Linked DNA regions of Homo sapiens: regions 2 and 3 are each linked to region 1. A link is a loop called in an ENCODE intact Hi-C map of the cell type or tissue named here. Cell type or tissue: A673. All regions are shown on one strand.

Evidence for each region. Hi-C counts contacts between places; a loop is a spot of excess contacts. Peaks named below come from ENCODE experiments on the same cell type or tissue, not always from the same donor. Only the 100,000 strongest peaks of a DNase experiment are listed, where the experiment ranks them.
Region 2: a loop joins it to region 1, with 3 times the contacts of the local background. A loop is called at or near these places in 2 of 110 quality-filtered maps.
Region 3: it touches region 1 in a loop (5-fold over the local background); 28 of 110 quality-filtered maps call a loop at or near these places.

Annotation. Positions count from the first base shown.
Region 1 is chr4:13,652,512-13,660,511 of GRCh38, reverse strand. It overlaps LINC01182 (long intergenic non-protein coding RNA 1182), which reads right to left and starts at 5,333. Exons shown (of 4, transcript NR_121681.1): 1 at 5,161-5,333; 2 at 2,658-2,765. RefSeq lists an enhancer at 5,759-5,808. In A673, CTCF peaks have their summits at 3,843 (motif pointing left), 5,834 and 6,240 (motif pointing left); DNase peaks (open chromatin) are centred at 3,801, 5,821 and 6,221; H3K4me3 peaks cover 1,366 bases; H3K27ac peaks cover 3,881 bases.
Region 2 is chr4:14,382,166-14,390,165 of GRCh38, reverse strand. No RefSeq gene overlaps it. Among named protein-coding and RNA genes, the nearest start is that of LINC01085, 270 kb to the right of the region's middle. In A673, a CTCF peak has its summit at 3,806; no DNase peak of the experiment used is centred here.
Region 3 is chr4:15,159,463-15,167,462 of GRCh38, reverse strand. All of the region lies in intron 2 of C1QTNF7-AS1 (C1QTNF7 antisense RNA 1), which reads left to right. Among named protein-coding and RNA genes, the nearest start is that of CPEB2, 160 kb to the right of the region's middle. RefSeq lists an enhancer at 7,859-8,000. In A673, CTCF peaks have their summits at 4,553 (motif pointing right) and 7,622; DNase peaks (open chromatin) are centred at 4,602 and 5,812; H3K27ac peaks cover 1,486 bases.

The DNA.
Region 1 (8,000 bases):
AAATGCCAACTGCTCCCCATTGCTTTCCAGCTCTTTATAAAATGTAATAATAACTTTATTATTTTTTGAAAGAATAGGGTGTTGATAAGGATTAAATGCGTAATACAGGTAAAGGTTTAAAACAGTGTGTGGCTTATAGTATTTAATAAATGTTAGCTTTTATCATTATTATTACCATTAGTATTTTTATCTAATTACTATTTCATTCTAGCATGTATGATATTCTAAAAGTTTTATTTCGGTTATCTATTTATTCACATAATTGTTATCTGACTTCCCCACTACTGACCTCTATATGGAGGTGTCTATGTTACATCCCTACTAAGTACTTAACAAATAGCAGTTGGTTGGATGAATGATTTAATGAGTGAATGAATAGGCAACTATCACACTCAGCAGACTCATTTTGTCCCATATCCCAATAACCTATTTGTAAGAAACACTTTCTTATCTGAATTTTAGGCATGAAGAAATAATGACACTGAAAACATCGAGTGACTTATTCATACAGGATGAGGATGAGCAGGAGATGAACCCTTATCAAATTCTGGCTCTACACCAAGCACTGTGAGAGACCCACTGATTTATCCAGGCTTCTGGTCATTCATTCCACAAAAACATATTAAGTTTCCACTCTGGGCCATGCATTTGGCCCCTAGACCCATCTGAAAAGAGGAGCTTTAATCCTGGATTACATCTCATTTTTGTAATCTCAATAGGAAAGCAGGTCTCAGAGCAGACCTCACGGTGAGGAGGAGGCAGGGGTACCCCCTCCCCAGAAGCACAGGCCCTGAAGCGTCGTTGGGTCCTTTCTCCCTTTGACATCTGATTTCCTCATAGATGACTGTCATAGCCATAATTCAATTGTCCCAGGACCAGCACATGTGGGTCCAGTTTTGTCAGCCTGCAAGGACATTGTGCAGCTTTGTTTGTTCCAGTGTGGGGAAGGGAGGTGTTGATAAGCATCATCATAATCAGGATCTGCTGTCCATGACTTACCATTCATTTCCTAATCAGTCATCACATTTTGTTCAAGCTTAATGCTGACCTATTGAATTTAACGCCACATTCTGCAGCAAAAAGCCACTGCTGTGTTTACTGGGGGAAATCAGCTAGCTCTTACCCTTGTTGCTGTAGCACGCACAGGAAACTTAGATTTTCAGGATATTCCCCCACCCCCGTGTTATCTAGGAGTTCTCATTTTGTTCAAAGAATGTCCCCTCTGTCTTCCCGCTTTCCCTCCGTGGTGCCAAGACAACCTGAATTACATTAAAGCCCAGGCGGCTCGATATTTAGGCTGCTTTCCTCCTCTCTCCCTTACCCCATTCCCATCAACACACATGCACACATACACCTGTGTGCACACACCCATGCACACACACAAATGGGATGTGAGCCAACAGAACACTGTGTGACCTTGAACCAGTCACATCTTTCTAAGCTTCCATTTCATCAGCTGTAAAATGAGGAGGGCAGACTCAGTTATCCCTTTCTTTTCTAATATTGTATGATTCTAATCTTCCCATCATTCTCAAATGATGGAATTAGAATTATAAAATGTCTGAAATGGAAGACATGCTGAAAACTAATCCACTAATGAAATAATATCCCCATATTTCAATTCTTCCTTATTTTTTGAGACAGCGTCTCACTCTGTCTCCCAGGCTGGAGTGCAGTGACACAATCTTGGCTCACTGAAGCCTCAACCTCCTGGGCTCAAATGCTCTTCCCATCTCAGCCTCCCAAGTACCTGGGACTACATGTGCTCACCACTACACTAGGCTAATTTTGTTCATTTTTTTTGTACAGAGAAGGTCTCACTTTGTTGCCCAGGCTGGTCTCGAACTTCTGGGCTCAAGTGATTCACCCACCTCGGCCTCCCAAAGGGCTGGGCCTACAGGTGTGAACTGCTGCACCCAGCCCACATATTTGAATTATTTTAGTGACACTTTCATCCTTTTTTTCACATCTCCACATTACTATCATTCACTTAACTGGTTTTTCTTTAAATTGACTTTTTTTTTTTTTTAGACAGAGTCTCGCTCTGCCGCCCAGGCTGGAGTGCAGTGGCATGATCTCAGCTCACTGCAAGCTCTGCCTCCTGGGTTCACGCCATTCTCCTGCCTCAGCCTCCCAAGTATCTGGGACTACAAGTGCTCGCCACCACGCCTGGCTAATTTTTTCTATTTTTAGTAGAGATGGGGTTTCACCGTGTTAGCCAGGATGGTCTCGATCTCCTGACCTCGTGATCTGCCCACCTCGGCCTCCCAAAGTGCTGGGTAAATTAACCTTTTTACTTAAATACATATATTTAAAAGGCATCCCTTATCACTATCACAAATAGAAAACCATAATCATTTGCTATACATGTAATCATAATTAAAGGAAAATAAAGCAATCTAAGAAAATTTTGGCTGGGCCCCACTGCCTGCCCAAGGACCCCAAGCTGCTGCTTGTCCCTCTCTGTGGAAATGGCAGCATAGTATATGTTTAAAGGCACTAAGGTCATGTTGGCATCAAAGGAGACTCTTTTTGCCCTAATCAGAATAGAAAAGAGCCACATTCTCTCCCAAGGGATGTCCATTTTATCTAATACAGAGGCTAGGTGCCACCCAAGATCTCTCTCAAGAACTTCACTTTGGATAAAATGGTCTCACCACTGTTCCTTAGGTTAACGTTGTAATTAGTTCATCTAATGCTCCAAATTGCCAATATCTGCATCTTCTTCACCATGACCTTCACCTGCTACCATTGCCAGGCAGCTCCTGTGAGAAAACAGATATGCTCAGAAACACACACACGCACAAGCACATGCTCCAAAACAATTTTTTAAACAACATAATGCTTCCCTGGCACTTCCCCAAGTCCACTGCTCTAGGAATCGCTGACCTCGGGCAGGTCTACGTCACTACTTTTTCTAAAGAAATCGCTGCCCATGTACAACAAAGAGCAACTTCCATTGAGCATTTGGGGAGCTCTTGAAGCGACTTCCTTTTTTCCTTCTCTCTCTTTATAGACGCGATGTGGAGTAGGGAGCAGGTGGTACACCCTTGTGGGAAAACAGGTACAGAGACTGTGGGGGGCAGACAGGGACAAAAGAGAGAGAGACACTGCCTTCTGCTTATTTTGTGTGGTATAGGAAGAAAATATTTAAACGTTTCTACTTTAGATACAGTCTGGCTTCCAATTCCAGTTCTATCATTTTCTAGCAACATAAATTTGGGCAAGTTGCTCAGCCCCTCTGAGCTTTAATCTCCTCCTTAGCAAAATGGCTCTGGTGACACACCCTTCCTTGCGTTGTGAGTGTGTAAGGCAGGTATGGTACCAGGCGCCGAGATAAACATTCATCTAACAGTCCCTTCCTCTTTTACCTTTTGTTTGTTTGTTTTTACTTTGGCACCATTTATGAAGGTCCAAAATAAATCCCTTTTTTATTTGTTTGGTTGTTTGTTTGTTTTGCCTTCTAAATCCTGAGTCTCATCTACAAAGTGGAAAAAAAAAAAAGGCTGTGAATTTCCATAATGTAAGTTTCGTTTTCTATGACTCGATTATGGCAAGTGATGTATAAAGGCTGAGTGGAGTGACAAGGAGGGGCACAGAGAAGAGGGAGGACAAACTTTACACCAGCAAATCCAACAATCGGCCCCTTTTGAAAAATCATTAGCAGCCTGCTGGAAGCTCCAAGTCTCCCAGATTTGGGATATGAGAGAGTAACAACATGAATCTAGAAAATGTGGTGCCTTTCGTGCATAGATTTGAATTAGAGAATTCTTGGTCAGTTTTGCATATGAAGTTGGGGAGAAGGCGTGGGCGGCGCAAAGAAAAACAGAGAAACACCTCCCCCTGCTGCCTGGATGGCGAATAGCAGCAAAGATGCAAAAAAAAAAAAAAAAATTCCATGGTCATATAAAAACCCTCAGCCTATTCCGAGGGTTTGCAAAGGATTCACTATGTGCAGGCAGCTGAATTTTATGGAATGCATTTTCCTATCCTAAGTTACCTTCAAAGGTCATAAAAAATGATCTTAGGACATTATTACAATGATGATGCTTTCCACTGGGCATGTTGTTATTTGTTTCTTGAACAGGAAATATATTAGCGTAACTTTTAAATTAAAATGATATAAAAGTTATAATTGAAAAGTCTTGTTTCTGACTGCCTTACGTATACCTAGCTACTTTTATTAGCTTTTCATATAAATATAAGTAAATGTGACTAATGTAGTCTTCTTTTTTTCCTTCTTACACAATAATTAGCTGTTTGACACTCTTCCGGATATTGTTTTTGTCACTTAACAACATAACTTGGTGATCCTCCCAGAGCCGAAAAGCTCTCCCAGATATGTTTCAGGGCAGCGTAACCTTCCTTGTTCTTCCTTCACTGAGCATGTTATATGTGGAAAGAACACATCCCCACTTGGGGAAACCAGATAAATTGTTTAAATTATTGCAAATGTGAATGATTTTAATGTAGAAATAACCTTTTTCATTCCACATTAATCACAAATACTGTTCACAACCCTTCGTAATAAACTTGTCTCCTGCTTATTTTTTTTTTTCTGGTATTCCTTGTGATTAGAATCTCTCGCCTTGGTATCCGCTGTGTTCAAGAGCAGAACAGAGCTTTGAACTTTACAGGCTAGTGCTCAGAATTAAAAGTGCTTAATGCCACCAAGATTTCTATTAAAAAACCCAGGGTAAAGGAAAAAGCCTTTTGCTTCAGCTGAAATGTTCTTGTAAAGGGCAAAATGGAAAATACAAACACCACTGCCGTTTGCTGGTTGGATACCACAGCCATCGGCACCTCCTGGAAATGGCAAGCCCATGAGTTCCTGATGGAAGCCAAGGTTAGTCTTATTGCATTTGAGAGAGTTAGAAAAGTGTCTTTCAGTGTGGACAGAGAGCCAGCAAGATTGTGAAGGTCAAAGAAAAATCCAATTATCCATAGCAAACACTGACCATACAATTAAATTACACCAGTCAGGAAAGCATCTGATCTTCTGCAACGGACTTCTTCCAGCAAATTTACCCTTGAATCAGTCTGGGCCATTCATTGGCAGCCAGCTGATCAGTTTCCTTCTGCTGCCCTGCATCCTGCAACATGTCTGTAGCAGATGTATCACTGCCCACCTACATCCCCTTGGCCCACCCCAGAGGTCACCTGCAGCTGCAGTGGTCAACTCCCAAGCACGCAGACATCTCAGCATCAAGAACCTGCTTCTCTCTGCCCAAGGGCTTTTTCTGGCCATAGAAGTATCCCCTGCACAGTCCAGATATGCAGGCTGGACAGAAGTTCCAGGGAGCTACCATTCCCAAGAGCAAGCCTCAAGCAATGCCTGGGAGATAAACACCCAGCTCCCTTGCTTGCCCCTTGCCTTGCTGGGGCAATGCCAAAGTGTGTGGTGCCCATACTCTCAGAGGGACACCAGTGCGACTGAGCCCCAGGTGGGACCTACTCATTAACATGCTGTTTATTGGCTTTTCTCTCTTCCCTACTGTCTCATCATTTTTCTGGGATTGACTCCTGTGAGAGCCTTGATCCAGTCAAGAGACAGAAACTACACAGTAAGTTCAACAGGACAAGTGTAACACAGAGTCATTAACTACAATGAAGAGTATAGATATAAGGAAACTCTACAAAGCAACCTAGAGCTACGAGGGAGAACTTAGGAAAAGACGAACTTGAGAAGGATTCAGACCTCTTGGGAAACGGTGAGGTTCAGCCCACGAGACAGCAGAGAAGTTAGCTGCTTTGGCTAGGCTGGAGCCGGCCTGGAATTGCTGGGAACCTCCAGGTGCAGCCAGCCTCCGTTGTGCACGCAGGGGGCGCCAATCAGCAACTGATGGTGAGGGATGGAGCCCGGGAGCTGGCGGGGGCTGCAGGAGGCTGCAGAAGGAGCGGAGCGGCTACTCAACGCCTGACCCTGCCAGCTAAGTGCAGCTGCACACAGGCCGAGCAGAAGCTTGCAAAGGGAGGCTGAGTCCCGGACCCAAGTGTAGCAAGCAGGGAAAGGGAGGGTAGGGCACCGGTAAGGGCAGGAGCCCTTCGGAGGCTCACTCTGTGCTGGGGAGCTCTGCTTTCCATGTCAAGAAGCCTGCACAAAAATTATCACCAAGCCGGGGCTGCAAAGTCACAGAAGGACCAGTTCCACCCGCTGTCCTCGTCCACCCACACTACTGAGCCGCGGTCCCCGCACAACCGGCGGAAACCCTCCTCCAGCTGCGGTGTCCTCCGGCGCCCTCTACTGAGGAAGCCTAGCATCGCGCGCACTTAAAGGAGACGGGCTCAAAGGCACGCCTTCGTTAGTCCCAGAGCATAAATTAATAAAGGGTCCATTCAGAGCTGAGAGGCACAAAAAAAAATTTTTTAAAAAGATAAATACACCTCCAAAGTCCCACTTGCACTCAAACCCTTGTCTCAGGATCTGCTTTTGAAAGAACCCAAATCACGACAATGTCAGACAGAGATGTGATTTTTGTTGACAAAAAGAGTCAGACTCTAAAATATTTAAAGAGATTTATTCTGAGCCAAATATGAGTCACTAATGGCCCATGACATAACCTTCAGGAGATCCTGAGAACATGACCCCAAGGTGATTGGGGCGTCACCTAGATGTATACATTTTAGGGAGACGTGAGACTTCAATTAAATACATTTAAGACATACATTGTTTCAGTCCAGAAAAGGGAAAGTGGGGAGGTCTGCTTCCAGTTGTAGGTAGATTTAAAATTTGTCTGATTTGTCAATTGGTTGAAAGAGTTACTATCTCTAGAAAGAAATGTCTCGGTTACAATAAGAAGTTGTGGAAACCAAGGTTTTATCACGCAGATGAAGCCTCCAGGTAGCAGGCTTCAGAGAGAATAGAATGTAAATGTTTCTTATCAGACTTAAGGTCTGTGTTGATGTTAAATGCTGGCCACGTTTCCTGAATTCCTAAAGAGAGTAGGGTATAACGAGACATGTCTGACACCCCTTCCCGTCATGGCCTGAACCAGTTTTTCAGGTTAACTTTGGAGTGCCCTGGCCAAGAAGGGGTCCATTCAGATGCTTGGAGGGGCTCTAGAATTTTATTTTTTGTTAATATTTTAATCTTGGCTCTGTATGACCTCAAGAAAGGGTTTTATCAGCTTAGAGTCTCCACTTTCTCATCTGCAAGATGGAGGTGATAATAAACAGTCCACCTCACAGGGACTATTCTTGAGAGAATGAAACAAAATAGACCACCTGCTATGCACTTGGTACAAAATAAGTGCTCAAAATAAGTGCTCAATATCACCTCCCTTCCTCCTTTTCAAACCAAATCAAAGCCCCAAAGTTTCTTCTTCCTTTCTTTAAGTAAGAGTCAAGGTATGAGAATGCTCCAAGCTACTCTGCTCAAGACATTTTTCCCTTAAATTTGGCCCAGGCCATCTTGGAGGAAAATGGAGAGATTAGAAGGAGGCCTTGACCTGAAAAGGAATGATTTGAAGTATTGGAAACAAATGATAAACAAGTATTTCTCTACAGAGGAAAAAGTTCCAGTATAGAAGTTCTCTAGGATATGACAATTTCTGTTGGCACTTAAATGAATGAGCTTTAAAGGGAGGAATAGCAGTGTGATAATTGCTACCATTAATTAAGAGTTCACTATGTGCCAAGAATTCAAAGTCATAACCTCTCTTAGTCCTCATAACAATTCTTTAAGGTAAATGCTATTTTTAATCTCATTTATGCAAATGATGAAACAGAGGCTCGAAAAGATGAAGCAGTTTTCCCAAGGTCAGAGCCAGGATTTGATCCCAAGCCTACTTGACTCTAATCCTTGGCTTCAATTGCTATGGTGGATACAACTGGGATTTAGCCTAAGAAGTCAGAAGTCTGCGGTCCTGGTCCAGTCTTTATGTTTAAATCCCTATGTTTTCCAGAGAGTAATTCTTCCCTCCCCAAAGGGATGATTCCTTCAACTGTAAAATGAGAGAGCTGAGTTAGAATCAGGGTTTTTGTAGGGGTGGCACCACACC
Region 2 (8,000 bases), 730 kb before region 1:
TTATCAGTGATGGCTTTTTCAGATCCATCTGTCATCAAACCTTGGGTCTTAATCTTCTGCCATTGTTCAAATCTGTTTTCACCTCATTTTCAACTCTGTAATAATTCTTCTAATTCCTCATATTTTTCACTTTCCTGAGCCTCCTATCTCTCTGAAAGACCTTCTCACTATCTGTTCCCAGGCATACCTTTTTTTTCCTACACATGCCTCAAAACTCAAGTTTCTCTGCTTAAAACTTTGTCTTGAAGACTCTCTTCTTGTTCTTCCAAAGAGCTCTCCTCTTTCTCTGTGCATTCATTTAACAGACATGTATCACACATGTTAGACCAGGCTTTGTGCTGGGTGAAAGGGATTCAGAGATATTATGTTGAGAAACATCAGCATGCAGTGATGTACTGGTAAGTGTTTAATGACTGAAACTCAAATATATATATATATATATGTATATATATATGTGTATATATATATGTATATATATACGTATATATGTGTATATATATATGTATATATATACGTATATATATGTGTATATATATGTATATATATATGTATATATATACATATATATATATGTGTATATATACATATATATATATGTATATATATGTGTATATATATGTATATATATGTGTATATATGTATATATATGTATATATATATCTACACACACACATATATATACACACACATATATATACATATATATATACACACGCATGTATATATACATATATATATATACACACACACACACATATATGTATATATTAGCCTTGATTCATTTGCAGAATTCAGCGGTGAAATACTCCCTTCATGGCCAATTTCAAGTTACCAGTTTGGCTTCACCTAACTGGAAGTTGAGTAGAGAGGTGTGCAATTGGCTCTTGCTGCCCAAAGCAAGCATACTGTAGCCTACTACAGCTAATGGGCATGTGCTAACATTCTACTTTAAAATACATACACTTAAGCCAATATTAATAATGTATAGATATAAATATAGTTCCCTTAATCCCACATATCTAAAATAACATATCTCACATGTTTAATAATAATATGAGGCACATGTGTGACTATAATAGGGAAGACTGGTTAACTTCTAACCCTTTCTCACTTGGGCACTGGGGAAGATTAGTCAGGGGACATTAATCAGGCATCTCGAGGAGGAACTATCTTGTCTGAGACTGTATCTTTTCTCCTCAGATGGGTTCTAGGGCATGTGGTAATTAGAGTTCTTGATGTCCCTGTCTGCCACTTTACAAATTTCTCTCTCAGAAGCACGCAGCCTTATTAATTTTATTCCAAAACAAAATTCAGAATCTACTATTTTTATTAATCATTGTTATTACATAAACCTGTGCAAGACAGAGAGGTTTGGAAGACAGAGATCTCCTTAGCTAAATCTCCTCTGAAACTGTCCTATCCCAGATCGTAAGTGTGAACCTAGAGTTCTTTCTTGTTATATGCAGAGCAAAGTCATCATCCAGGCAGAAGGCTGCTTTTAAAGTTTCTACTTTATTATTTAGGAGGTAAAATACCTGCTTCTGGTTTCCTAGTAAAACACCTCTGTGGATCCAGCAGCTGAAGTTAAAAAATATTCACCTGTTAGCTCAATGGGAATTGTCATGTCAGCCATTGTTTCTATGACTCTTAAATAACATGACCTCTACTTTTCTCCTGTACTGTGCTCTTCCATCACATGAAGTTATAGTGCATATGGAGTTGATCTTAAGAAAATTTCTTAAGAATGTTCCAGAATTCTCTGGGAGGTAATTTTCCTCCACACGCTGACAAGATGTTTTTCATCTTCAGAATAATGAATAATTTTAGTCAGACGTTAAAAAAAAAAAAGGAAAAGAAAATTGTTCACAGATGCATTGAAAATCCAAATTCACAATCCATCATTTCTCTTTTATGAATTTGTCAAGTACAAAAATCTAATTTTTAGCCTTGCCGGCTATTGTTCTAGGAAGCCAACTGCTTCTTGGAACACGTAACACTTAATGAAGACTTTCTCATAGTTAAAATTACATACAGTCCACGCTTACACACTGTGTCTCATTTTGTCACCATTATGGAAAGGAAATAATTATGTCCATTGTATCCCCTAACTCAGTCTCAAACCTTTCTCTCCTTTCCACAGCCACTGTCCACACTTGAGATAAGTCTCTGTGATTCTTGTCTCAAGCTTTGTGTCCTTGATTCCAATAATATCCCTCCCTCTAGTTCATGACCCAACCAACTGTCAAAATGATTTCATAAAACTCAAATCTGAACAATTTCCTCCTTCAAATCCTATTTATAGAACCTCCTCAAGCCCTAGGGTAAAGTCCAGCATACATAGCTGCTGTTCTCAAATGTCTGTTTCCAATCATTTACACCTGCAATACAACAATAACCGTCCACATCTCTCATTATTCTTGGTGAGTCTCAGACATGGAAGCAGGGTCAAGTCAGAGGAGAAGGAAATGCAGAAGAAACGAAAAAATTGGAGGAACCTAAATAAAGAGAAGGGGTTTGAAAAGAGGCATAGAGAGACATGTGCAAATTTCCTTTTATATTTGATCAAGAGAAGAAATGAAAGTTGTAGGTAATACAGTATTTGAGAATTAGTGCATGTTTGTGAAAATATTTGAGTGTGTTTATACAGAAGAAAGAATGAGCATTGGAGAGAGAGAAAGAGAATCTGTGTGTATGTGCACCCTTGGTGAAAAACTGTGTAAAATTATTTCAGTTGAAATGCAGAAGAAATGGAAAGGAGAATGGTGTTGTGCAACTCTTTCTAGCAGGAAAAACTAGAGGGCTCAGTTAGTCACATTAGTCTATTAACCCTAGCATGCTATTAACCTGGGACAGTTTAGCAGCCTTTTTTGTTTGTTTGTTTGTTTTCCTGAAGTGTTTGTAATGAAAGAACAGAAGTAGAGTTGAAAGTTTGGAGCCCAGGTTTTATGGCCAGGAGGGAGAGCAGTGTGACACTTGCTATTATCTATGAATGCTCATGCATTTCAGTTCTAAACTGAGTGGGGAAGATAAATGTGATAGCATTTGCAGGGCTGTTCATAAAGACTGAAATTTACCATTAACAAGTCCATTTCATAGAAAATCTGAGTCATGGGAAAGGCAAGGAAATTAGCTGGTAGCAGAATGTTAAGAGTATCAGGGAATACGTGCTACAATTGCAGGAAGTACCAGGTGTAAACTGCACAGGTGGGTTTCCTGGCTCAGCTCAAGTCATGGCAGGAGACAGAAAGTTCTTTCCTCACAACACAAAGAATCAACTAAGTCTTGAGGAACTTGAGGAACAAGTAGCTCTGTGAAAAAGTAAAGGGAACCTTCTAAAAAAAAGAAGAGGGAGTACAAAATCATACAAGGGCAAGAGAGCCTCTTGAAGCTGAGGCACCTATTGCTCCAGGGGATGTGGAAAACCAAGATTGAAAAAGGGAAAGTTACTCAGTCTCTTCCTTTTAAAAACAGGCTCTTGAAATGCATTCAAAAGCCAACACTATGCAGGCAGAGGCTTTTGCTTGTTAGAGTCAGACTCTTTTGAGAAACTAGTTTTCTAAAATTCAAAAGCTTTCTTTTAAACTTCAAGGAACACAGGTCAGCTAATTAAGGTAGGAGCATGTTACTATGAACTTTAGAAGAGGGAGGATGGAGGATAAGACCCGAGGCAAATTTCCTTTACACAAGATAGACAAAAGCCATTTCTGGGCTTGGGTGGAAATGTTTGGAGAGTCTTAGGGCACACAGTGGAGTGAAGTTGCTGCCTGACTCCCTCCAGTGGTTTGAATGTGCCCCTCAAATTCATGTTGGAAATTTAATCCCCATGCTATATTGTTGGAAGATGGGGTCTAATTAAGAGGTGATTAGGTCACGAGCATAGACCCACATGAATAAATTAATGTCATTATCATGGGAGTGGGTTAGTTATCATAAGAGCAGTTTGTTATAAAATTAAATATACGCCTTATACTCTCTCTGTCTCATGGGCTCACTTCCGCCTTCTGTCTTCCACCGTGGGATCGCCGTTGCCAGATGCCAGCACCATGCTTTTGAACTTCCCAGCCTCCAGAACTGTGAGCTGAATAAGTTTTTAGTCTTTATAAATTACCCAGTCTGTGGTATTCTGTTACAGCAATATAAGATGAACTAAGACATTCACTGAGATGGAACCAGAAAAGCTAAACTCAGCCTTTTCCAGAGTTAGGGGCAGGGCTTCATTAAGCCTTACTTAAAGATACAGCCTACAACAAGAGGGAGGATTCTGCCTTCTTTCCTTTTGGAATCCTCTGGGGAACACTTTTCAGGAGTTCTATACCCACATAGACTGACCCCTGGAAAGTTGAAATGGTGCAATGACTTGTTTGGGCTGAAAGAGGGTTGAAGTTTATTTCCTAGTTCCTCATGTGTACACAACACCCAAGACTTCCTATGCACCCCAATGAGTGGTTATGCAGGTGACAATAGTCTTATGGGGCTAAAATCAAGACATTCATAAGACTGTACTTCTTCCTCTAAGAACACATCTGTGTTCTTACCCTTTTCAGTATCCCTACCACATTTCTTGATTAGTGGCCTCCTTCTAACATCTTTAAAGCCAGCAACATGACATTACTCTTGCCATCCTTATATAATCACATCTTAGACTCTCCCTTCTGTCTTCTTCTTCCACTTTTAAGGATGCTTATGATTATATTAGGACCATCTTGATACTCCATGATAATCTTCCCATCTCAAGGTCAACTGATTAGCAGCCTTGATTCCATTTGCAACCTTAATTCCCGTTTGCCATGTAATGTACTGTAATCACAGTTTCTAGGGAATAGACATGGACATCTTCAAAAGGCCACTGTTCTGTCTGCCACAGAGGACTTCAAGGCCAGAGGCCATTACTGATACATGAAAGATCACTTCTATCACCAGCAGGAACAGCAAGTACCCAGAAACAGGGTTCAGATGAGAGATCTGCATCTGCAATGTCACGTAAGTATCCCACATAACACTCTGGGAGAAGAAAAAGGAGGAGGGAAGTTAAAAAAAAAAAGTTACAAATAGCCAGCATTAACCTGGGGAAAGTCTTTGACTTAAACTGGAAGAGACAGAAAATCTGATAAGTGGCAAGATTAAATGTTTTTGCTGACATCAGTGGAACTGAAGAGAGGGCTTTTTACCAAGTTATTTGAGTTCTAGAAAATACATAAAATTATATGCATGCATATGAGCATAGCAGTATATAAATTTCAATACTACCATATTTCTAAATTTTTATGTCTTTTTCTGCTCCCATTCTTGTACTTGCCTTTTTTCTCCTTCATCTCTTCTCATTTTTTCCCCTCTGCATCTCCAAACCCCGTTGATTTCATTTGTATTATTTTGCCATCTTTCCTTTCCTTTTCTTCTCATTGTATAACTTCCTTTTCTCATTTCATTCCTTCCTTTTGTTTTCTTACATCAAATCTGATTACATAAAGAGAGATGGGAGGTGAGACCATATCTTTTCAATATTTCTGTCACCAAGACTTAGCATGGGCCTGAAAGATAGCAGATGCTCAGTAACTGTTCATTGACTAAATGAACAAATTGAATCCTTTGTTATGCAGCAAGAAAAGGATCCTACAAAACAGCCAACAACAGTGCTAGTATTCTGAAAACACAGAGAAAAGATAGGTTGAATTGGAAATAATGTTAATTATGTTTCCTTTTAATGATCCTAGTTTCTCCAGCTGTCAAGTGAATTATCACCTTTTAAATATGCCTGTTTGGAAAAATGCTTTAAATTACAGCCAGAAGATGCAAAAGAGTCAGAGTAATTGGAATTAAATTTATTTGGATGAGTTTCCATTTTTACTGTTGTTTAAATGGGTTCACATAAATTGAAATAGGAAGAACCTTCCAAATGAATAAAGGCAACAAAGTGTGATTGCCTCACTCAAAGCTAAAGGCTAGAGAGGAGCTGATCAGAAAAGAATTATCCTCAGAAACAACAAGCCAGGGTGCTCTTAAATCTTCAGGTTATGAAGGTTTCTCCCTTTGAAAATTACCTGCTTTGATAATAGCACACCATTCCCTGAAGGGCAAGAATAGCTCCAAATTCTATGACTGTCCAAATTATGGACTGAACACCTCGTAGTGATTATATTCCTGAAAATGTTACTTTAAAAGAAAGGTATTCTGATTTCATGAAGCATTTACAAGAAAACCACAATCAAAATGAGCCTCTAGACCTTGGAACGGCGGCCATATAGGGCTAAAGAGGAAGGAGAACCACCATAAAGTGGGTAGGGAAACAGAAAATGACAAGAGGAAGCCCTGCCTTGTAGCTGAAGATCAGTACCTTGTGTTAACTGACCACAGGTGAGAAAGCATTGAGGAAGTCAGATAAGAGGATGCTAGTGGGTGTTTTTCAGTGGATGGAGAGGGCAAAATATTGCATACATTGTTTTATGTAAACTTTTATACAGCTTTCAAACCTCATGTTATGCTAATTTTTCAGAAAAGAAAATTAAAATTGATAAGTTTTTTCACAACTTGTCTACATTTATACAACTTAACGGTAGACCTAGAATTTGAACTTTAATATGCATTGCTAAGCCTGTATACTTAGTCACTATGCTATGTGAGAAAAAGCTGCCCTTCTTCTGTATGGTCATTTTTTGGCCCATTTGTTTGCTCTTACCTGTGTCTATACAGATTATATAATGTTCTATGCAGAACTTAGATATGTCTGCTGGAGCTGTAAGTTTAAAGCAAAGATCACCCTGGTTGTAGGTAGGTTTGTAAAGCAGGAGTCGGGAAGCCAGGATTAGAAAAACAACTACCACCATAACTCTCATCACAATTGCCTTCTTCCATCTAGAAAGTTGGTTATATGGGGCCTCAGACTGTGGAGTCTGACCATTGCTTCTTGTTGCAAATTCTCAGTGATAGCTCCAAGGCAGGATACTTAAAACAAGCATACTGCAGCGGGGGGACATATGAGTCCACAAAACAGCCTAGAGCAGCAGGAAAATCACCTCCAACTTACTTCTGCCTTCCAAATGTTAGGTAGGTGCATGTAATTGGCAAAAGTCTAATTTGCATTTAAAAATCAAGCTGTGAAGGAATTAGAAATGTAGTTTTTACTTTGTCAGTCTATGGATTTTTTAAAAAGAATAGAAGAAAATAAGAATAAATGCTGAGTGCCAGTTCTATATAGCCAACACATCTAGTAAATACAAAATATGGTTTTTCAGCCTCTACTGTAAAAAAAGAAAAAAAAAAAGCAAATGATGAAAGGTGAAAGCAGAAGAATGTGGGCTGATATGCCAAATAGAGTTCCTTTCTTAGAACATGACACATGTCCTCCAAAGAGAATTAATCCCAGGGTCTTCAAGGCAGCAAGCTGAGAAAAGTTCTACTATTTCCCACTGGGGCTGAACTTGGAAGCACATAGCCCTGAGTGCTTCTGGCAGGCTTCTTGCGATCTCAAAAGGAAAGCCTGTCAACAAAGGAGACATGGAGCTAAGAAATGGAGAGGCTGTAACAAATCCAGAACTAAGTTTTTCAACTCCCTTTATCCAGCTACATTTGAAGCCACATCTACTCTTTAAATATTTGACTACATACGTTGATATATCATTTTTAAAAATTAAGGCTTTCCAACTGTCCCCTTTATCCAAAGAAATCTTCTTAACCAGAAATTTTGCATTGTATTAAAAGAGAAAGAGGCCTCAGGTCTTCAAATTTCCAATTGAGATACAGAGTAAAACATAGTGTTAGAGCCAAGAATAGCATAATGATTCCAATAATTTCATCTACAAAATAAGCCATAGTAAACAGAAGCAGATCTAATTTGTAAGGAAGATAGCTAGATTGGTACATGGAGCAATTATGATTAGAAAGGAAGCTAGTAGGCAGGCTAATGTTTCCACCTAGAGCACCCAGACCCATTAAAGTCCTAGTCTCAAACGAATGAATGGACTAGAACTCTAAAAACACTGAGAACTGTTATCTTAACCCAGAAG
Region 3 (8,000 bases), 1.5 Mb before region 1:
ATTTAGCCAAAAATCAGAAGAAAACTCTAAAACAAGTGTAAAGGAACACTCCAAAGTGAATCAATTTACAGATATGAAAAAACACATTGAATCAGAAATATGAAAACTAGGAACAGAAATAGACCCCCAAAAAAGCACACACAACAACTACCCAGAAAGAACCCCAAAGAGTAGGTTTTCAAAATAATTTTTAATAAAGATAGGGTCTTGCTATGTTGCTTAGGCTGAACTCAGAGTCCTGGGCTCAAGTGATTCTGCTGCTCATCCTCCTAAGTAGCTGGGACTGCAGGTGGGTGCCACCCAGCTTCCCTGATCTGATCACTATACTTTATGTGTATCAAAATATCACTGTGCATCCCATGAATATGTGCAATAACTGTGTTGATTTTTAAAAAATTAAAAGAATGCAAACAATTTTTTAAAACCCAGAAAATAATAAAATGAGTGAAAATGAATTGGGAAGGGACTTGGGAAAGAAATAGGGCAAAAGATAAAAGTTCATCAGTAATGAAGACTGAAGAGGAGGATAGAATCAAATAAAATGGAAAGAATGTTGACAAAAATAGATCACCAATCAAAATAATGATGACATGAAGAACAAAGTAAAAAAGGTCAGAGGGAAACTGGTTGAAATGACATAAAATTGGAAAAGGGTGTCTAACATACCTATGATTGGCATCCCCAAATAAGAAAATAAATAGAACTAATATTTTAAAAAGTGAAATTCCAGAAAAGTTCCAGAACTAAAAGGAAAACTGAATTTACACATAGACAGGGCCTAAAGGGAACTAGGAAAAAATGGAGTAATTGATTCTGGGACATGGTCTAGTAAAATCAATAGACATTAAAGGAAAAGAAAAAATCCTCAAGTCCTCCAGGCACAAAGATAGAATAACTTAGAAAGGCAAGATAATTAGTTTGTCATCAGACTTCTTTAAAACAACATGAAAAGCAAGGCAATAGCAGAGTTGCATTCTCTGTTAGGGAATGAGCTTCAATCAACCAAAAGATGTCTGGGAAAGCTTTGCCAAAAGTACTAATAAAAAATAATATGTAGACATTACATGTTCTCACAAATAAGAACGAACACAACTTTAAAAATGAGAGGAGACTTCAACTTCTACAAAAGTGAAGAGGACACATTTTCCTATATTTCTACCACTGTGTGAAGCTAAAAATCTGAACATTACATGTAAAATGAACATAAGAAGGCTTGGAAAGGTGAAGAGAAGAAAATAGACTTCTAGAGACTGACAAAAGGCCCTGAATTGGAAAGGTGCACCGAAACATGCCAGCACTAGAGATAAATCAAAACAGAATTCTAAAAAAAGTTCAAGTAACCTACAGGAAGGCAGAAAAAGCAAAGCTGGAAAACAGAAGAAATAAGCAGAGAACAAAAAACAATATGGCAGACTTCAGCTTTATTACATCAATAATTGAAGGCAACACCTTCAAAATGGCAAACTATAGATGGAGGACAAATTACTGATGGCCAGTGTTTTGGGATTTAGGGAGGGATGGGAGTAGAGGTGGCAATACAGAAGTAGCCCAAGGGAGATCTCTGTGGTAATGGAATGTCTGTGTTTTGATCACAGTGGTGGTTACACAAATCTGCCATTGTGATAAGACAACATAGAATTATATAAACATGTTATACCAATGTCAATTTCTGGTTTGATACTATACTATACAATTTTGTCATCTGTAACTATTGTGGGAAACTGAAGTGTACATAGGACCACTCTGTCCCATCTTTGCAACCTCTGTGAATCTAGAATTATCTTTAAATAAAAAATTATAAAATAAGTAACAATATTAAAATAGGAGGAGAAGACAGAGAAATAGTAAAAAGCAGAATAAATCATTTAGGTGTAAGTAGAAGAATTTTTTTGAACTGAAAAGATAATAAAGAAGGGTAAGTAGGAAAATAGAGAATTAGTAGAATATAAAAAGTATTGATACCAATAAAAACACTATGCTAAAAAGAAAATTTTTGTGAAAACCAAAAGTAAAAAAAGGAGAACACATCAAATAGAGAAGAAACACAGTAAATGTAATGAAATGTACACATGTATCAAAACATAAAATAGTCAAAATTGAGACCAAACCAGTCAGTCCTATCAATAAACATGAAGGGATTTAGCATATCTATTTTTTAAGTATGCAGCATTTCAAATTGGTTTATAAAGCAAAACCCAACTCAATACCATATATGAGAGACACTCTTTAAATGAATGAATCAAAAGAACTATAAATGAAGGGATGGACAAAAACTTACCAAGGAAATGGAAATAATCAAAGTCAGGCATCTATGCTGTGTGAATTATTTAAGAACAAGGCTCTGTAGTAGGATGCCTGGGTTTGAATCCCTGCCCATTCCCATCTCCTAATATTTCTCCTTCATTTATTCTGTTCTAGTCAATCTGTCCCTCTTGCTGGTCCTCAGAAATTCCGAACACCCTCCATGTCCATGCTCTCTTCCTGGATCAGTCCTTCTCCAGGTACCCATGGAATTGCTTCACCACGTTCTTTGTCTTTCTTCCCTTAAAACTCCTTATCAGAGAGGAGATACCTAGCCCGTATATAAAACAGTAATCCCTAGCATTGAAATACAAAATAGCAAACTGCACAGCACTTATCATCACTTGACATATGACATGCATTAGTCAGCTTGGACTGTCATAACAAAATACCACAAACAGTGATTTAAACAACAGACATTTATTTCTCACAGTTCTGGAGGTTGGAAATTCCAGATCAAGATCCAGTAGAGTTTGACTCCTGGTGAGAGCTGTCTTTCTGACTTGTACATGGCCACCTTCTCGCAGCAGTCCTCACATAACATTTCCTCTGAGTGCATGTTCTGAGTTCCTCTTCTCATAAAGACCTTAGTTCTATCAAATGAGGGTTCCACCCTTGTGATTTCATTTACCTTAATTGCCTCCTAAAGGCCTTATCCAAATACAGTCACTCTGAGGGTTATAGCTTCCACATAAGAATTTTGGGGGAAGATAATTTAGTCCATAGCATGACATATTTGTTTATCATCTGCTGATGCAGACTCCATGAAGGCAAGAACCTACCTGTTCTGTTCACTGCTGTGTCCTACTGTCTCAAATATGGCCTGACGTAATTAGAGCTCAAGAAAAACTGTGATGAACTGTGAATTAATGAATAAGTGAAAAAAAGCTAGAATGTCTTTGGTGTGTCCTTGCCCTCACGAATCTTCCCTTTTCTCATCCATAAAAAGGGAATAATAAAAATACCTCTCACTGTTCTGTTTTAAAAATTCAAGGAGGCAATTCATGCCAAGTGTTCCCTATTGCACGTAGCATATAGTAAGAGCACAGTTTAGATTAGTTATTGCTGTATTATTGTTGTCATATGATTATGTTGAGGCTAATGTACTACTGTGTTCCTCATTACAAAGCTGATCAAGATGGAGGAGACAGGAGAGAGCTGGCCCAGCACGGTCTAGAGGGATGGTGGTCGTTGTTTCAGCAGATGTCATAGATAGGTGCTCTTGTTTTTAATTTATACTTTGACATGAAATTGGAGATGTTTACCTGGCTTGAGAACAAACAAGCCCATGCCCTATGTTTTATGGTCTATATAGGTAGTTAATAACCTGTTCTACCATCCTGTTTCAAGTTTTATGATATCACTATGATCTGACCTCTACACATGTCACCATTTCCATGGGATGTTGGGAAGCCTCATTCGCAATTGTGGGAGAGGGAACATGCTTTTTTGCATAGCCCCTAGTCCAAATCTACCCCAGCTGGGAAGGCTTTGGAAATTCTGGGTTCATCACACTACAGGGTCTACAGTCAGGCAACCTCGGTGGACACTGATCCCTCGGAGGAAGATAACTAAGCAGATGAGCTTATCCAAACCTTAGACTCAGCCAGCTGATTATCTCTTTTAGCTTTATCTGAGGAAACAATGCATTACCATGCCTTCCTCTCACCCCAGTCTGTCCTCTAATCCTTAACAACCCACACAAACAACCACAGAATTCATGGTCAAAATTGAGCCCTGAGTGAATCTTGACTCTTTGAGCTTTTGTCTTGGGGAACAATTAATCATTGCTGAGAAGCAGATAAGATGTGGCTTGTGCACATCATCCATCATTCTTGCCGAACTCGAGGAACTGTCCAGTTATTCTGGAGTTGTAGGGTGGAGGTTGTCACCAGCATCAGCTGGCAAAATACCTTTATAGAACATTCAGGCCCATGGAGTCTGTTTCAGTCAGCAAATCCAAAGGGTATTGTCTACTTCTCTGTACAGAAGGCAACTGCCCATGCACAGACTCCCACACCAATGCCTGACCTGTCCACAGCCAGACCTGTGATGGGCTTGGTGTTAGATCCCAAAGCTTTTTTGACCCTCACCCAACTGGTTTCTGCCTTTGGGAATAGAAATGCTGATAAGGAAATAGTTGTCTTCAGATGGCAATCACCTTAAGGAAGTACAAACCTTGAAGAGCACCTTAAAATATAAAACCAAACAAAACAGACTGTATCTGAAAGATCAGATTGCTACCGCTATTGCTTCAGACTGCCAGAAGATGGGGCCCCATCTATTTTTTTTTAATATTCTTTTGCAAACTCCAGATATTGTGGGAGAAAACCTGGGTCGGTGAGTTTATACCACAGCAAATGATTTCACTTCAGCTTTATTTTTGCAGCTTTCTTTCTTTCTTTTTCTTTCTTTCTTTCTTTCTCTTTCTTCTCTCTTTCTTTCTTTCTCTCTCTTTCTTTCCTTCTTTCCTTTCTTTCTTCTTTCTTTCTCCCTTTCCTTTCCTTTCTTTTCCTTTCCTTCCCTTTCCCTTTCTCCTTCCTTCCTTCCTTCCTTCTCCTTCCTTCTGTCATCTTTTCCTTCTTTCTCTCTTTCTGTCTCTTTCTTTCTTTCATCACTGTGTATTCTTTGGAGACTATTTGAGAACTCTTTTCTCCTCTTTTTATTTTTAAATATACATAATGACAACTCCTCAAGCTTGGCTTTCAAAATGAGTAAAATAGAAGCCATGGCTCTTTCACTAGTTGCCACTTACTTCAGTTTTTTACCCAGAAAAATAGAAGTTTAATAACATCTGCCATACCTATTTGGTGGAGCCTTATTTTAAGCCTTTGAAAGCCTCAGAAGAAAGGTGGAATGCCCGCTAACAAAGAGTGATTATCTATCCTCAAGGACTCAGCTTGGGAGACCCCATTATCACACCACTCCCACATCAGGAGGTAACATAACAAAAGGTAATAAAGGAGGCCTTTTGTGAGTGTGTTGGGGAAGAAAGATGACTCTTGAAGAATAAGCAGGAGGAGGTGGGAAATGAAAAAAGACAGGAGAGAAATGCTATTTCTCTTTTTTGAGCAGTATAATTTACTGTATGCATCCTCTGAAATGCTCTATTGTATGTATGTGTGTTTTCCCTTTAGTAAAGGCCTAATTTCCCCCCTTAACTCAATTCCTCTGTCCCAGTTTAAAAACAAAACCAAACAACAAACCCTCCTTCCCCCACCCCCTGCCACACACACAATTCACTGGACTTAAGTGCAGTTATAATTTCTGTGACAATATGAAGAATTTCAAAACCACGCTTGCAACTTCTTAGTGAAATTATACTGTGGCTCCCGGAAAAAATCAGCTTTACAGAGCAGCTTATGCTGAATCCTAGCCTGGTTCCCAGTCAAGCTATACACAGAGAACCCCTGTCAGCAGAGGGGAAAAATCTTCTGATGGGTTGATTGGGTGGTTGGACCAGCCCCTCTCAGACATCTTGGTGGCACCAGATACAAGGAATTTACAGATTTTATGGTATGATTCAGTTCCTGATTAAGGTTCACAGGCAAATGGTCTGGCTGTGGCTAAATCTTGCTTGTCTTGGAACCACTCTCAGGCAATACCCTGCTCTCTCTGAATTGAAATTGGCAGTTCCCTTGACTCATTTTTTTTTTCTTTAATTTAAGAGACTGTGTTGTGTCTTTGTGTCAGTGAAGTCTTAAGATTTTTGTAGTTATATATAAGATATTCACTAGCTTGAGACACCTGCCTTGTGTATCTGGACTTGTAGGCTACCTTAGAGAAGGTGCTTTTGGGCTGAATTCAACACCCTGAGTTCTGAGCCATGTTGTGTCTTGCTGAAGAGGTCAGCAATATTGTCAAAAATGTGAACCTCTTGGAAGATCAGGTCTAGTTAAATCCCTGCTAGTCCAGTTTTCTTCCAGATTTCAAGCAATACTGTCAAAGATAAGAGCATTCACCAGTCATGGATACTACAGCTATTCAAGCTATTCATTTCTATAGATGAGATTAAGGTTGACCATGTGGCTGACCCACCTTCATCAAACACTTCTGCAAGTGCAAATGTCCTGCTTTGTCATTTGCACCATCTTCTCCTCACAAAGCAGGCAAAGGGGACTATGTTCCAGCTCCTAACCTTTCTCCATAGACAACTAAAAATGGCAGGCAGTATAGTAGTTAAGCCCCATCAACTTCAACTCACATCTCAACCTTATTAATCACTAACTGATCTTATGTCTTTACTGTAAGCCCTTGTCCTTATATATAAAATGGGGATTATCAGAGTGGCTGCACTCTGCACAGTGTTTGGCACACAGTGAGGACTCAGTACATGTTAGCCCTCATTCTCCTCCATCCTCAGCAACAGATAAAAAAAAAATAGAAAAACTGCAATAGACTTTAGAAATCATCCATTCCAGCAACTTTGAAATCTTTTAAAGCCATGGAGAATGTTCCGTAGAAATGAAACTGTCGGCAGAAACATAAACTTGTGAATTAGATCCATGAAAAGTGTTTCTGAAGAAGGTAGGAAGAGCTGGAAGATGAGGGATCCTACCTGCCTGGCCCTCCTCCTTCCTTTCCCTGTCCCCAGAACACTCCTGAAGATCACGTCTCTAGCACATTAGAATTCCCAGGTTTAGACTCAGACAACCACTCATCTAACCCTGATCCACCATGTTAAAAAAACAAGCTGACAGATGAAATGAGTCTCAGGTATGGCCATGTAGCTACAGAAAGACCTAGTCAGACTTGAAAAGCCTTTCTTTTTTTTTTTTTTTTTTTTTTTTTTTGAGACAGAGTCTTGCTCTGTTGCCCAGGCTGAAGTGCAGTGGCAGGATCTCGGCTCACTGCAAACTCCGCCTCCTGGGTTCAAGCGATTCTCCTGCCTCAGCCTCCTGAGTAGCTGGGACTACAGGCACCCGCCACCACACCTAGCTAATTTCTGTATTTTTAGTAGAGATGGGGTTTCACCATGTTGACCAGGATGGTCTCGATCTCCTGACCTCGTGATCCACCGGCCTCGGCCCCCCAAAGTGCTGGTATTATAGGCATGAGCCACAGTGCCCGGCCCGAAAAGTCTTTATTACATACCCTTGAACTAGGCACTGGAGAAAAGTTCTATTAGTCTTCATCTACTTTATGTTCTGAAGCTAAAATCAGGGTTTATGCTCTTGCCAACAAGCAAAATATTTAGAATTCAGACTTGTCTAGAACATTAGAGATGTCTGGGCATAGTTGATCCTAAGATCCACTGAATGTATAAGCTAGTAGCTGAGACTAGATTTCTTCATAAAAAGATGAGTAGGGCATCCCCGGCTTAGAATCAAATGTGTGGTCCAGATGGCAGTATAGGATCAGAAAGTGGTAATAATCTGGAAACACTGGGGCCCATAGGGGATGCTTCATGAAGGGTTTTGTACATAAGGGAGCCCTTGATGGGAAGTTAGAACCTCAGCAGGGGAGAGAGGGTTAAACATTCACTAGAGAGGGAACTCTGAGCAAAGGTGTGCAAAACAGCATACATGTGGGAAGATACCATGGAGAGATGGTGGACGGGAGGCAGGACTAGATTCCAGCTCTGGACAGAGCAGCATGCGGAGGCTTACACTGTGAATTTTAGCTGCAGATCCACTGCAAGAACAAACTAGCAATCCCAAGAGGACCCACAGACTCTCTGAAGAAAGTGAGTTGCCCCT